Linked DNA regions of Homo sapiens: region 1 is linked to region 2. A link is a loop called in an ENCODE intact Hi-C map of the cell type or tissue named here. Cell type or tissue: CD4-positive, alpha-beta T cell. All regions are shown on one strand.

The links. Peaks named below come from ENCODE experiments on the same cell type or tissue, not always from the same donor. Only the 100,000 strongest peaks of a DNase experiment are listed, where the experiment ranks them.
Region 1: it touches region 2 in a loop (4-fold over the local background); 4 of 110 quality-filtered maps call a loop at or near these places.

The regions. Positions count from the first base shown.
Region 1 is chr2:23,891,035-23,893,534 of GRCh38, forward strand. All of the region lies in intron 2 of ATAD2B (ATPase family AAA domain containing 2B), which reads right to left. Among named protein-coding and RNA genes, the nearest start is that of ATAD2B, 35 kb to the right of the region's middle. RefSeq lists an enhancer at 1,006-1,135. In CD4-positive, alpha-beta T cell, no CTCF peak of the experiment used is centred here; a DNase peak (open chromatin) is centred at 1,067; H3K4me3 peaks cover 768 bases; H3K27ac peaks cover 557 bases.
Region 2 is chr2:23,939,226-23,941,725 of GRCh38, forward strand. It overlaps UBXN2A (UBX domain protein 2A), which reads left to right and starts at 1,238. Exons shown (of 7, transcript NM_181713.4): 1 at 1,238-1,423. RefSeq lists silencers at 1,048-1,243, 1,105-1,204, 1,265-1,744 and an enhancer at 1,875-1,984. In CD4-positive, alpha-beta T cell, no CTCF peak of the experiment used is centred here; DNase peaks (open chromatin) are centred at 476, 1,186 and 1,686; H3K4me3 peaks cover 2,197 bases.

The DNA.
Region 1 (2,500 bases), 48 kb before region 2:
TTTTGAGGTGGAGTCTTGCTCAGCCACCCAGGCTGGAGTGCAGTGGTGCGATCTTGGCTCACTGCAACCACCATCTCCCGGGTTCAAGTGATTCTCTCATCTCAGCCTCCCGAGTAGCTGGGATTACAGGCACCCGCCATCATGCCCAGCTAATTTTTGTATTTTAGTAGAGACAGGGTTTCACCATGTTGGCCAGGCTGATCTTGAACTCCTGACCTCAGGTGATCCACCCGCCTTGGCCTCCCAAATTGCTAAGATTACAGGCGTAAGCCACCACGCCCAGCCTACACTGAGATTTTGTAAGGGTTAGCCTGCTTAAACGTATATGCCTAAAAGTTTCTGTATTATATGAATGTTCTCAAAAGTTGTTCACTTAAATTGAGTGGGTAGCTATTTTTTGAAAAGAAGGAAGGTGGGTTGGAGATTTTTTTCCCTGTATCGTTTCCTGAATTTTTATTTATTATTTATTATTTTTTGAGGGGACAGAGCCTCACTCTGTCGCCCACGGTGGAGTGCAGTGGCTCTATCTTGGCTCACTGCAACCTCCGCCTCCTGGATTCAAGCAATTCTCATGCCTCAGCCTCCCAAGCAGTACAGGCGTGCACCACCACACCTGGCTAATTTTTGTATTTTTAGTGTAGACAGGGTTTCACTATGTTGGCCAGGCTGGTCTCCAACTCCTGACCTCAGATGATACCCCCCCGCCCCGACCCCCACCTCAGACTCCCAAAGTGCTGGGATTACAGGCGTGAGCCGCTGCACCTAACCCTGTTTCCTGAATTTTTAAATGGAACCAGTTTCACTTTGCATTAGGTGATTATTACGTTAGAACTTTCTACAGCTTTAATTATCTGGGGCACACGCTATTGCAATATCAGACTTAAAAATCATACTTATTCTCCCTTTCCCATATAAACTCAAGGCATTTAATGATTTATGAGGGTTATAAACCTCAATTCAAAAAAGCCCAAGTTCTGACAGACGTCACTTAACCACTACCACTCCTCAATTCTAATATGCCTCAGCAGTCCACATAGGTGGTTATACTTCTGCCTCACCTCACTACTTCCTCATTACCTAACCACAAAAGGAAACTTTCAAGCATGCTACATTTCAGTACACAATAAATCTTTTTTTTCTTTTTCTTGAGACGGAGTCTCGCTCTGTGGCCCAGGCTGGAGTGCAGTGGCGCGATCTTGGCTCATTGCAAGCCCCGCCTCCCTGGTTCACGCCATTCTCCTGCCTCAGCCTCCTGAGTAGCTGGAACTACAGGCACCCGCCACCACGCCTGGCTAATTTTTTGTATTTTTTAGTAGAGACGGGGTTTCACCGTGTTAGCCAGGATGGTCTCTATCTCCTGACCTCGTGATCCGCCCGCCTCGGCCTCCCAAAGTGCTGGGATTACAGGCGTGAGCCACTGCGCCCGGTTTTTTCTTTTCTTTTTTTTTTTTTTTTAAGACAGAGTCTCACTCTGTCATCCAGGCTAGAGTGCAGTGGTACGATCTCAGCTAACTGCAACCTCTGTCTCCCAGGTTCAAGCAATTCTCGTGCCTCAGCCTCCCAACTAGCTGGGTACAGGCACGCGCCGCCTTGCTTAGCTAATTTTTGTATTTTTAGTAGAAATGGGATTTCACCATGTTGGCCAGACTGGTCTCCAACTCCTGGCCTCAAGTGATCCACCACCCTTGGCCTCCCAAAGTGCTGGAATTACAGGCGTGAGCCACCACACCCAGCCAAGTGTACAGTAAGTCTTATGAAAATTTCAATTTGTCTGTATCTTAGAGTATGCGTATTATTCTAGATATATATCAGGTTAAATAAATGACTAGTAGCTAAATAAATATCCGCTGACCAAAAAAGTCAATAAAATAGCATCTGTACTCACAGTATTTGTAAGCTACAACATCTATCTATATTAGTATGTATATTTGGGAATTTCTATATACAATATAAAAACTATATATTAAAAAATATTTTTGACCAAAAACATCCTATTTTACTAAAAGTATCAATCATTAAAATTCTGTTGATACACTTGGGCCTTTAAACCCAGGTTTCACCCCAAAAGAAAACTCATAATCTATCTCAAATCACTTAGGAAGATTCAGAAGTTCTAGGTCCACTTTTATCTCTATCTTCATCCAATTACCTAACTCTAAAATGGAAATTTATTTTGCCAATTAACAGTAATTTATTTAACGACCTTAGTGGTCTTTGCAAAGTTCTTTAGAATTCATTATTTTTCATAGCTAATACTAATTCTTATCTGTATTCAATTTTCCTCCATATGAATTATTATTTCTAACAAATTATTTTTTGTGAAAGGACTTCAATAAGTTTACCTTAGATGCTCATAAGAGTTTAGATTACCAAAATAAAGGAATCAAGATTCTCAGGTTCATGACATAAAAACAAATACAAGCCTTCAAGTAATTCTTAATTTTTTGTACTTATATTATCTCAAAATCTAAAATATTTTTAACTACAAGTTTTCCTTAAA
Region 2 (2,500 bases):
AGAATGCTGGACTATAAAATAAAAAACAAATCTGGATATACGTAAGGAGAGAGTTCAGTGGAAGAGATCCAAGAAAAGGGAAAGAAACTATTGCAACTGAGAGTGGGGATTGGGGGAGGCTACAGCAACCGGGAGAACTCTCCAACCATGAGATCTGCAGCGATCTCCTGGGTCAGGCAGAAAAGGGCTTTCCTTTTACAGAGATGAGTGAACAGGGCTAGAAAGACCCGGGTGTGGGGAAGTGGGGAGAAGACTGGAGGTGGCAGCGATGAGACTATACAGAGACTGTTTCCCTGGGGTCCGTCTATTTTCAGGCGGTGGATGAGGAGGGCTGCTCGCTGGCTGCGGCTGAGGCTCGGTCACCGTGTAGAGAGGCCCAGGGAGAGCTGCTTCACTCAAGTCCTGTCAAGTCAAGGCAGCCGGGATTTGTCCACATCGTGAGTACAGGCAGGTCAGCTAACTATTTGCGAGGCGAAGAACTGGAATTTAGAGGGTCTGGGCCTGACCTTGTCACAGCTAACGACGGGGGCATCCTTGAGTCCTGACAAAGTCACATGCGGAAGGGCGGTTGCGTGTAGTAAGTCCTTTTAGGAACACAAAGGGGCCGGGCGCGGTGGCTCACGCCTGTAATCCCAGCACATTGGGAGACCAAGGCGGGCGGATCACCTGAGGTCAGGAGTTCAAGACCAGCCTGGCCAACATGGTGAAACCCCGTCTCTACTAAAAATACAAAAATTAGCCGGGCGTGCTGGCAGGCGCCTGTAATCCCAGCTACTCCGGAGGCTGAGGCAGGAGAATCGCTCGAATCCGGGAGGCGGAGGTTGCGGTGAGCCAAGATCGCGCCATTGTATTCCAACCTGGGGGACAAGAGCGAGATTTAGTCTCAAAAAAAAAAAAAAAAAAAGGTGGGTGGGGGTTTCTTCAACTTCGTTGTCCACAGGGCTCAGGTCAAGTTCAACATTGTCAGAATGCAGGGATGTCTCTCCATGGTTTCTGAGGCTGAGGAGGTACCCAGGTAAGCACACTCTGGGTTCTCTGGTGAGCACACACCGAGCTGCCTGCATCTCCCCTACCCATGAAGGCAGCTAGCCGCCGGGCCAGTGGTGGGAAGGGGAGGCGGCCATTAGCGCCGTTCCCGCCGGGACTTGAAGCGCCCGGCCGCGGCAAGCCCCGCCCTCGGCGCGCCCCCGCGTCCGCGCGCGCTCCTCGGGTCTGCGCGGAGCCGGCGTCGGCGCGCGCTTGGGCGCCTGGCGAAGACCGAGAGAGGCTGGCGGGATCTCAGCGGCGCGGCCGCGGAACCTGAGGCGGTCTGGGGCGGCGGCGCTCCGGCTCTGAAGGGCTCCAGCCAAACGGAGCCCGCGGCCAAACGGTGCCTGCGGTGCCTGAGCTGAGTGAGGCCGAGGCCGGGAGGCCGTGCCCGGAGGTGAGCGTCCCGGGGCCGCGCCGCGTCCGGCGGGGTGAGGGCGGGGCGGGGCGGTCGCCTGCCGGCTGGGGCCGAGGGGTCGCGGCCTGTGGCTTGGCCGCCGCGGATCGTCGGTGTCGGGGGGAGTCTCGCTCCGGAGGGCCGCGTGTTTGCGACTCGGGAAGGGGCGCCGGCGGCGGAGCCCGAGCCAGGGTCCCGCCCAGCCCAGGTGAGCGGCGACCCCGAGCCCCTGACTCGCCTGCGGCTTGACTTGCGAGCTAGCTGAAGGCACAGCTCCTGGTTCTCTCGCAGGGCGTTCCGAAACTTACAGTTATGCGCAACACAATGTTTCTATTTTCAAAGGCGAACGCTGCACGATCGCAGTCCAGTGATACAAAGTATGCCTATTAGTGACTTCACCCGACTCCCACCACTCACTTTCTCTGATGTTTTGAAGGCCTGGTGTTCGCTGATTTCACGTTTCCTTAATTTCTTCTTTGTGCCTTTTTTTTTTCCTTTTCGCTGCCAGTAATAAAAGAGTTTATTACTTGTCAGCAATGATGAATGTTCGTGTGGCATCCAGCGTTGAGTTCCTATGTACGTAATTTGAGATAAGTAAAGATAGGAAACTGCTGATTTGTTTTGATGCGAATGCAGAAAATAATGTGGTAGTATGAAGTCTGGCCGGTTGCAGTTTGTTTTTAGGGGGGAAACTTTAAAAGTTCATGTTGTGTCTTCTTTCTAAATATGCTGAAAGTCGGATTTATTTAAAAGGCAATTAAATTCAGTGAATACAGAGTATCTTTTTATAACACTAATGTTAGTGCTAGGCACTGGCGGAGTCCAAAAATGTGTAAAAAATGTGTGCAGGAGGGAGTGGTTAAGCACACTAATGATATGAGGCTGACTGCAGTCCAGTGTTAATGGAAGCTCACACTTACTGAGCAGTTGTTTTCAGCTGGGCACTGTGGAGGGTACTTTACTTGCATTTTAATTTAATAATGTATAATAATTAGCATACACTTGATTTAATTTTTTTCATTCAAAAAAATTTTAGTACCTACTGTGTACTGAATGCTAAGGATACAATAGTGACAA